Linked DNA regions of Mus musculus: region 2 is linked to region 1. The links are chromatin loops, found by intact Hi-C in ENCODE. Cell type or tissue: left cerebral cortex. All regions are shown on one strand. Each heading gives the region's core, and the rest is flanking DNA. Links, peaks and the distances in the headings are about the cores only. Region 1 has its middle 50 kb from the start of Gm31752. Region 2 has its middle 130 kb from the start of Gnat3.

Region 1 (5,386 bases), core at 73-5,072:
TATGACCAGCCCTCCCTTACTCACACCCTCAGGCATCTTATCTGTTGCCCACCCACCCACCCCTACCAGGACCAGCTCCACTGTGCTGTCCCAGCAAGCTCTCCAGAGCACTTCAGCCGGTGAGGGGTGGGGCCAGTTCTGCAAAGCCCTTGGATATCTACGAGGTCCCGGGCAGCTGTTCAGACTGGGGATGCCCCATGGCCTCTAGTCGGATTATGAGCCACTGACCCCTGCCTTAGTAGTAGTACATGCTGGGACTTCAACATGGCCTCAGGTGACAGGGCTGAATATTCATAACTGGCTATTCCTCTCCTCCCTCTAATATCCAGTTCCACCTTTCTTCATAATGCTCAAAGCGTTCCACTTCTCTTTCTTTCCTGTCTGCTCACCACACACTTGATACTGTAATGGCTCCCACATCAGACAGCCACGCGACACAGCTGGCAAGTCTCTGGGTGACCTCCTCTGCGGTGCACTGTGTGGCCTGTGGCAAGCAAGCTTCTGGGTGTCCACTGTGTGGCATAGAGGCAGGTGTGTGTCTGGATGTCTTCCCGCTCTCGCACTGCCTGTCATAGCAGTAGTGAGGCCTTTATGCGACTTGCTAGCCGGAACAATGCGGTGGCAGACAGGTTTCTGGGCTCTCCCCTGACTCCAACCTCCACCCGCAGTTGGTATGGCCTTTATGAGATATTAACTATTGGATGGATCACAGGGCCCCCAATGGAGGAGCTAGAGAAAGTATACAAGGAGCTAAAGAGATCTGCAACCCTATCGGTGGAACAACATTATGAACTAACCAGTACCCCAGAGCTCTTGACTCTAGCTGCATATGTATCAAAAGATGGCCTAGTCGGCCATCACTGGAAAGAGAGGCCCACTGGACAGGCAAACTTTATATGCCCCAGTACAGGGGAACGTCAGGGCCAAAAAATGGGAATGGGTGGGTAAGGGAGTGGGGGGTGTGGGAGACTTTTGGGATAGCATTGGAAATGTAATTGAGGAAAATACGTAATAAAAAAAAAAAAATAAAAAGGAAAAAAAATGTTATTCATTGGCATTTATTCTTGGTATTTAGGATTAATTACCAAAACACATGTTTTAAAGGAATATTTGAACTTAGATCTTTACATTTAACCAGTTTCATATTAATAAATAATATCATATATACATATATGTAATTAACAATAAATATAAACTTCATTATTTTACAAATTATTCAATTCTACGTATTAGTGTGTCTAGTAGATTGTAATATAGGTAGTGTTTCCTTTTTTTTTTCTTCTGTAAACTACAGATAAAAACATTTTATTTCTACCCAGATAATTTTTTTTAATTTTTTTGATTAGGTATTTTCCTCATTTAAATTTTCAATGCTATACCAAAAGTCCCCCATACCCACCCCCCCACCCACTCTCCTACCCACCCACTCCCCCTTTTTGGCCCTGGTATTCCCCTGTACTGGGGCATATAAAGTTTGCAAGTCCAATGGGCCTCTCTTTCCAGTGATGGCTGACTAGGCCATCTTTTTTTTTTTTTTTTTTGCAGGACCACTTCATGATTTTTTTTCCATTTCTTATTAGGTATTTAGCTCATTTACATTTCCAATGCTATACCAAAAGTCCCCCATACCCACCCACCCCCACTCCCCTACCCACCCACTCCCCCTTTTTGGCCCTGGCGTTCCCCTGTACTGGGGCATATAAAGTTTGCGTGTCCAATGGGCCTCTCTTTCCCTAGGCCATCTTTTGATACATATGCAGCTAGAGACAAGAACTCCGGGTTACTGGTTAGTTCATATTGTTGTTCCACCTATAGGGTTGTAGTTCCCTTTAGTTCCTTGGGTGCTTTCTCTAGCTCCTCCATTGGGGAGCCTGTGACCCATCCAATAGCTGACTGTGAGCATCCACTTCTGTGTTTGCTAGGCCCCGGCATTGTCTCACAAGAGACAGCTATATCTGGGTCCTTTCAGCAAAATCTTGCTAGTGTATGCAATGGTGTCAGCGCTTGGAAGCTGATTATGGGATGGATCCCTGGATATGGCAATCACTAGATAGTCCATCCTTTCGTCACAGCTCCAAATTTTGTCTCTGTAACTCCTAGTGTTTCCTTTTTTATCTACAGCTTCTTCTACCAATGAGTACTAAAGGAGAGTTGGTTGTCAAAGAAAATATCATGATCCACCACGAGGTGGCAGAACGGCATTTGCAATATCGTATTTCAAGCAAGGCTTGAAGTTGCTGATGAAGAAAGGTGAGGGTTGCTGGAAGAATTGTTTAGAGGGTTATAATTTGATATCGTTCCCCAAACATCTCCCCAGTTAATGAACTTGCGTGTCATTAGTTTTCCAACGGCTAGTAAGTCCTCACAGAAACATTTTAAAACAGTGTCGCTGCAAAAATTAATTTGGACTCATCTCTTCTGAAGTTAAAACTGAGCTTCAAGTTCAACTTTTTTCTTACACGATACTACAAAATAGTTAACCATGATGATCTGATGCCTTTATTCAAACTCCGGTTAGTCCGCGAGAGGACTCTGTCCTCAGAAGTCATCAGATACACCCCGTTTCTTCTGCAATAATTAGGTAAGAGGGCGTCAAGAACATATCAAACTTCTGTTTACATGATTCAGAATTTCATAAATAGTAAACTTTGACCCATCTTTAAACCTTTCTGGTTTTTCTAGAAAAGAGTGCTTTACTTGGAATAGATCATACATGTAAAACAGCCCGTTCCTGAAGTTCTGGAAGAAGCAGAGTGATGGTATTTCAGTAGACAAAGGGAGGGATCTATAAAACGAAAGGGTCGTTCATAAGGATGTGGCTGTAATACTGAAATATTTCCCAGTTTTCACCTGAAAACAAATTAGAAAAGAAAGAGAAATCTATAAACTATATTTTCAGAAAAATAGATAATATGCATCTACAAAGACATTTATAATGAGGATAAAAGTCAGGAATGATACAAAATGACAGGGTGATGATAAATCAGGTTCCTCCTACATACCTTTCCTTCTTTCTTTGCTATTATATCTTGTTTTGTTTTGTTTTTTTTAATCATTTCTTTTATTTCAATCCTGGAAAATATTTTTGTTTATATTGAATTCATAGTGACACAATGTCAACCCAAATCCATATTTTTCGTCCTTGTTTCCTTTGTTTTTTTTTTTTGTTCTTTGTTTTTTTTGCAGGGGGGGGGTCTGTTTTAGTTTCATTTTTTAATTTTTAAATTTATTTTTTGCACATTTGTGTATTGTCTGCATTCATGTCTGTGAGAGGGTGTCAGATCCACTGGAATTATAGTTACAGAAAGCCGTGAGCCACCATATTGGTACTAGGAATTGAGCACAAGGCCTCTGGAAAACAGTCGATGCATTCACCTTTAAGCCCTGTCCCCTAGTTTTATTTTTTGGTGATACTAAGTAGATGATAAATTCAGAGATATGGAAAAGCTGGAAATCTAACAGAAGACCTCAGAAAATGTGATTATGTTTCCTAACCCAAGTCTCGGACTAACCATTGTGTTTTATGTGCAGAGAAAAAGCAGGGCTTCATAAATGCCAGGAAGGCACTCTGCAGCACTGCAATATCCTCAGCCCTCAAATGTAGCCATCTTTATTTTCATTTATTTTATGTGTATGATGTTTTGTCTTTCTGAATATATGTGCACTCCTTGCATTCTTGCTGCAGGTGGAGGCCAGAAGAGGGCATCAGATCTCCTGGAACTGGAGTTACAAATGGTTGTGAGTCACCATTTCAATCCTGGGAATGAAACCCCAGTCCTCTGGAAGAGCAGCAGCAAGTGCTCTTAACCACTGAGCCATCTCGCTGGTCCTACATGCATCATTCTTAGTGGAGGAACCCTAGAACACTTCATTAAATTTTTTCAGGAACAAAAGTAAAGTTGCACTCTGTATTGGTCATATAGTAGTCATTTGGTCATATAGTAGTTATATTTCTATAACACCACAGCCTAAGACAACACACATTCACACAGCTTGGGAATCTGCAATCCAGGCAATAGGTGTTCTGCTGGGAGTCTCACAAAGTACCATCAAGATATCTATCTACTAGGGCTTCTGTGTCATCATTAACAGTAAAGGGCTGACTTTGGGAGGGCCAGGATTGCATTTGCAGCTTTCCTTTTGGTCTGCCTGAGTTTTATCCAGGTCTCTCTGGTCCTGAGTGTTCTTTCTCCCAAGTCTTCAGTGGGGACAAACTACAACGTGGCAGCCACTTCAGAGCCAGTAAGGGAAAGAGTGGAGCAGGGGAGTAGCTCTCCAAGAGAAGCAGCACTCCCTCTGTGTGCCTGCTCAACACTCATCCACGCATCACACCATTGCTGCTTTTCTGTTAGCTGTAAGCGAACTAGACACCATGCCCGCAGGATGTGAAAATGACTGAAGCTCGAGAAACAGGCCTCCTGGAGCCACACTCTGGGGTCTGTTTATACCACCAACGGTGAATTTGATCTAACATTGTATTTGTGTATTATCACTGTGCTTCAACTCACACCAAACAGGGCATCAACACAGTGTACGGCAGCAAATATCCCAAGTGGGCTTTTCCTCCTCCTGATACTATATTTTCAGCCTGACTGAAAATTAATCAAGAAAACAAAGAATAAAATAAGAGAAATAAATCCAAATACAAGACTAATATGTACAAATGAAGATATTTTTACAGAAATTGTAAAGGAAATCTAAGAATTTCTGTTTTATCTAAAATAAAGTATTTTGCCTTTTGAAAGATTATTTCTGAGGTTTTCCTGGGGGACAGAGGAGATTATAGTTTTTGTAATTACTGCTATTTTGTGGGTTTGTCTTGTTTTATTAAAACAGGTCTTGCTCTATATGTTTGGCCTGCCTGAAACTTGATGTACGTACCCAACCGACCCCACATTTCTGATAATCTCCCTACCTTTGCACATGATAGATTAATGCACATATGCTAGGCTCATATATTTCATATTATGTAAAGTGACAAGAGAAACTTTGACTAGTAAATTATTTTAGTGTCAATCTAATATAAGGTTGACAATATGAAAACAAGAATAGAGCCTGTGGCAGTAATATACAGAGAGGCCAAGTAGACTATGTCATATTTATGCATAATATTCATAATATTCAAAGGAGACAAAAAACCTCCATAAAACCTTTTCTGCTTAAAAACTCATTCCAATTGTGTACAAACAAGGGCAGGTAATGGCCACACAAAGAAATTTACAAGTCTTTCCATAAATTCTGGGCATAACATTTAAAGAAACTCTTTAAGGTTATGAAAAAGAACCCAAAACAGGCAGTTTTAGGAATATTTGCTCCTAGAGAATTGTTCTTTCGTGGCTTTCTCTCTGGACACTCCTCCGTCACAACCACCCCATGTCCTTTCAGG
Region 2 (5,386 bases), core at 195-5,194, 360 kb after region 1:
TGTTGTCAAGTCTTTCTGTGATTTGTGCATCAGGGTAACTGTGGCCTCATAAAATGAATTGGGCAATGTTACTTCTGTTTCTAATTTGTGGAATAATTTGAGAAACATTGGCACTAACTCTTCTTTGAAAGTCTGCTAAAATTCTGCTCTAAAATCATCTGGCCTTAGTCTTTTATTTATTTAAAGTCTTTTAATGACTGCTTCTATTTCACTAGGGGATACAGGGCGATTTAAATTGTTTATTTGACCTTCTTTTAACTTTGGTAATTGCTACCTATAGAGAAAATTATTAATTTCTTTTAGAGTTTTCAATTTGGTAGAGTACATGGCTTTAAAGTATGCCCTTACATTCTCTGGATTTTCTCAGTGTCTGTTATTATGTCACCTTCTTTGTTTCTGGTTTTGTTAATTTGTTCATTGTCTCTCTACCTTTTAATTGGGCAAGGGTTTGTCTTTTCTGTTGATTTTGCCAAAAAGCCAACTCTTTGTTTCATTGATTCTTTGTATTATTGTCTTCATTTCTATTTCATTGATTTTAGCCCTTAGTTTTATAAAACCTTGTTTTGTACTGGGCAGAGGATCATAGAGCAAAGGGCAATAGCAACAGGTTTCCTGCTACAGAGCTGGAAATGATACTGAGGGAATTTGATCTCAGAAGCAGTAGGAGAGGTTGCCTGCTAGTTGCCTTGGGAGGAGCAGCCTTGTTGTTAGCAGGAAGTGCCCTCTGGGCTTGGGGTCTGGGACAAAGCAACAAGCAGAGTTAGGAAGGCTAGAGGGGGAGGAGCTGTGGTACGCAAGGGAGACAGAATGGGGGACAGGGTCAGGGAAGGCTGCTGAGGGAATACTGCTGCAGAGCTGAGAATGAGACAGGATTAGGTCTGTGAGACCAAGGAAGAAGAAAGGTGCTGAGAGCCGTCTACCTGATTTTCTGGCAGTTATGGCCTTATGTTAACAAGGGGTGCCTGCTGGTTAGGGGGCTCAGATTAAATGGCTGAGCTGAGGGAGGGAAGTTAAGAAGGGATGGACTGTGGGGTCCAAGGAAACATAGGCAGTAGGAAAGGACAGATACACAAGGTGGTCTTTTGTGAAGCTGAGTATGAGACTCAGAGATTGGACTTGCTGGGGGGAAAGAAGTGGTGAGGGTCTTCAGCCTACTTGTTTCCCTGTTCTGCTTAGCTGGTGTATTTCCCATGAAGGCCTGCTGGTGCTGGAGGCTGAAATACTGGACTGAGTTGGGGGGAATGTTTGGGGCAGAGGATCTTTGAGATCCCTAGGGGATGGGGTCAGATAGGAAAGAGACTATAGTAGTCTTTCTGCTACAGAGCTGAGGGGGAATTGGGTTTCAGGAACAGTAGAAGAGGTGTAGGTTCCCCAAATGTTTTTGGATGATTATTTAATCTTTAGTATAAAACAAATATTAAGTTTTTATTGGGAGCAGGTACAAAAGCAAAACAAAACAAAACAAAATAACAAAAAACAAAAACAAAAACCAACCCACAGAGTACATTATTTTTAAAATTAGGTGCAGGCACCAGAAGGAGTGGATAAGGGTGGTATCCAGATACTGTGAAAACATTAATATAAACCAGGTCTAAGCCACACATCAACATGGGTGTTTAGATGAGTTTTGTCATCTAAGCTTAGCTTCCTAATAGCTAAAATGAGGATATTTGTTCTATTTAAAACCATTGCAAATTAAAAATTAAACCTCTTTCACAATGCATGGGGTACTTTCTGGTGGTAAAATTATTTAGCATTATTCTTAAAATTATTTAGATGATTATTCATTTTAAGTTCCTTCCTATTAATAAAATAATACTATATGGAAAATAATTAACTCACATCTCATATAACAATGAACAAATAAAAAAACCTTAGAAGACCATTTAATTTCATCCACTAGGAATCTCACACATGATATCTCATAGAGAAATTAAGAAAAATTAAAATATGAAAATCCCCATACCATTATAATGAGCGTAACTCTGAATCTTTGGGGAGTTCTCTGGATGCAGAACATACATACATATACTGTGTGCATAATTCCTTTTCATTTTTATCATTGTTACTTTTATGGCTTTAATTTTATTAACACCCAGTGTGTATGAACTGTAGTTTAAACCACATTGTCTCCGCTGGAAATGGCAGAAGCTGACCATCCTGTATCTTTTGCGTGAGAGATTTAGACACAAATGACCAGTTTTCAGAAGGTGGAGAAGGACAAAAATGCAAAGTAAATCCATGAGTGCTTGGTTGAAATTAGGTGGAGCCGACTTAGACGTTCAAAAGGAGATGCTAACTCGATGGAAAATTCTTTTCTGGTCCTGCCCCACTGTTAGGTTGATTTAAATAGTGAGTTTTTAAAGAGCCCTGTAATCTAACTGCCAGAAAGATAACGCATTGGGGGCAATTTAAAGGGAGAAGGGATTATCTTTCGTATGGTTTCAAGTATAGCACACCCTGGTGGAGAGAATACGGTAGAGTTCATAGCAGAGGGAACCTTTGGCAGGGTTTCCTAATAGTGTGGGCTCAGGAAGCACAAAACTCAGGTCAGAACCAGAAACAGTTCGTTCAGGTCCCAGCCCCCACAACTCACACCTGCTAACAAGGCTGCATTCCTTTGTCCTTGACTTTCTAAAACAGCGCCACCAAGTGTTCAAACACATGAGCTGTGAGGGATCTTTCAGACTGGACCAAAGCAAGGACCCATTCAGTCGAGAAATTGTTAATCAAAATAGTTTTCTTCCCCATTCAATACACATGTTACTTTGCTGCAATGCATTTTCATGTGTGTTCAACTAAAAATAGACTGCAGGATGGAGAATGCAGTTATTTTTTTCCCTCAGTATAAGCTGCATCTGTAGTCTGAAGTGCGTCACTTTAATTCTGCCATCTGGTGGTTGAAAATATTGATGCTCTTGCCGTCTGTGAATCTATGTTAATTCGACTTATACATGTACCAATTTACATCTCCAACCAAGATATAATGTGCCATATATGAAATTGGCATACATTTCAGAACTGTGGATTACACATAGAAAATGAATTATGTATCTCATTTCTGCATTTTTCATGCAAAAATCTATGCTGACTCATGTACTATTTGCACATGAATATAATCCTATAAATGGTGTTTTTATTTTATTTTTTTGATGGAGATAGAGTTCTTTATTTCCATTTTGGCATACTCTAAAAATACTTCCTCTGTATTTGATTAAGTATATGTTGTTAGAATGTCATTTAATTGAGAAGTCAGTTTTCATATAAATTACTAATTTGGGCTAATTTTGTATTAAGAATAGACCATTAACAAAAAAATACTATATGTAAAATGAAAGACCAAATCTAGTGTCATGGGCCTGTAGTTCCAGTGATGGGTGGGTGAGACAGAAGGATTATCAGATACAGAATCTGGCTTGGCTCCAGTAAATAAAAGACAAGTCTGGATAGCATCATGAGATTGTTTCAAAATTAAAAAAAATAAAAAAGTAAAGAGAGGACTGGGATGTAGATCAAAGCCAGGAGACTTTCCTAGCACACACAGGATGTAGGTTCAATTCAAATACTGAGGGGAAAAGATGAATAATTATGACTTTAAGTTTTATGGCTTGGAGTGTAGCATACCCACCCACCCTCACACACACGCACACACACACACACACACACACACACAGAGAGAGAGAGAGAGAGAGAGAGAGAGAGAGAGAGAGAGAGAGAGAGAGAGAAACAGGGAGACAGGGAGACAGGGAGACAGGGAGAAAGAGAAGAGAGAGAGAGAAGGAGGGCTGGGGAAGGGAAGCAAAGCCACATTTATTCAATGATTTCAGCCTTTATTCCTTCAGTTTGCAATCCATGGTTTATTGTTCACCTTGCATATTAGGAAAAGTACGGAAACATAGCAGGTGTAAGTGTAGTAGGAACATGAGAGACTAAAGCTTACAGGCATACGTAAATAGAACTTGGCCCTTCTCCTCAACTCAATTTCTAGGTCCTGACCATATTGTTATTGAAGCATTTTGCTGTCACTGGTTCCCAGAACACCCCAGTGGCTCCCAAGAGGGCTTTTCACAACTGCAGGGGTGAACTTCTCAGCCATGTGCTCACTCGCCTGGCTTGTTTCATTGCGGAAACTCTGCTGCTTATGCAAGAAGAAAGAAAGACTCAGGATGAATATAAATATTTTTCAATACTGGCTGAAGCTTTTGTTTTTGTTATTGTTTCTTTTGGAGTATGTGAGTTATTTTTTCTATCACAGAAGATTTAACAAATTAAATAACACTTCAGGATGGTTTTCTTGGATGAACTGATGTCATGCAGTGGTTAGTATCTTAGAAGACTCATCTACAGTGGGATAGTGACTTCACCTGCTCTCCTTCCCCTGTAACCTCTGGCTATTCATTCACATTTTTATCACTAAAGGTTCTAAAAGTTTAACAGCTGAAGATATACATTTTGTCAGTATTCATGAGTTAACTTTGTATTCTTTCATTGATTCTGGTGCTCCATATATAGAGGAAACAATAGTGAGTAGAGGAAGATAACATTGTTTGAGACAAGAAAAAAAATCCTCCTCAAAGTCTCCACTTATAAGGGAGCTTGAAGTACAGGGAGCAGCGAAATAGCTTTAAGGTCAACCTTCTCCAGATCGCTTCTGTCTTTGACAAAATAACTCTAGGGATGGTCAACACGAGACCTTATCCAGATAGCTTCTGATTTTGATAAATGCCCCTTCTAGTCTGTGATGTTATCTCACCTTCAGGAGAGGGACCCAAGGTTTCTCTTATACTGAAAGCACTAAGAGTCTGATATTAGTTATTAAAAACATCCCCATAAAAATACAAAGAAGGAAGATATTCCGTGTCTCCCTTGGCCTTTCTAAAGCATTTTCTTACACTGTTTGCATGATTCCCCCTTTAAAAAAAAAAAGACAAGGACTTATTAAAATATGACTAAATGTTCACTGAAGTTATAAATACACAGGTTTGTTTTCTTTTAATGTATTCTAGGCTTTCCTTGAGTTTGAATTTCAATTTTTTTGTACTGCATGCAGCTATCACTGTGGTAACCTTACAAATAAAAAAACATGGCTAGCATATGCACTGAATGTAAAAAGTTTCTGTGGATAGCCTTGATACATTGGTGATAGAAAAGGAATGCTTCCATTCTCAGCTGAGAAACCAGGGTGAGCATTTTTTCTTCTAAAATTATTCCGCACCAAATATATTTTGTTCACAACCATAAAGATGATGTTGAGGATGGTGACAGGTTGTGATCACAATTTCCTCTGCGCCAAGAAGGAATTTTTAAAAATATCATTCTTGCAAGATTGCCAATCATCATTTTATGTTCTTTCCTGAATATATTTTTGAGAACTAGGTCCATGAAA

Evidence for each region. Peaks named below come from ENCODE experiments on the same cell type or tissue, not always from the same donor. Only the 100,000 strongest peaks of a DNase experiment are listed, where the experiment ranks them.
Region 2: it touches region 1 in a loop (11-fold over the local background); 36 of 42 quality-filtered maps call a loop at or near these places.

Annotation. Positions count from the first base shown.
Region 1 is chr5:18,442,969-18,448,354 of GRCm38, reverse strand. No RefSeq gene overlaps it. Among named protein-coding and RNA genes, the nearest start is that of Gm31752, 50 kb to the left of the region's middle. In left cerebral cortex, for the core only: a CTCF peak has its summit at 2,186 (motif pointing right); a DNase peak (open chromatin) is centred at 2,178.
Region 2 is chr5:18,085,491-18,090,876 of GRCm38, reverse strand. No RefSeq gene overlaps it. Among named protein-coding and RNA genes, the nearest start is that of Gnat3, 130 kb to the right of the region's middle. In left cerebral cortex, for the core only: a CTCF peak has its summit at 2,681 (motif pointing left); a DNase peak (open chromatin) is centred at 2,876; H3K27ac peaks cover 565 bases.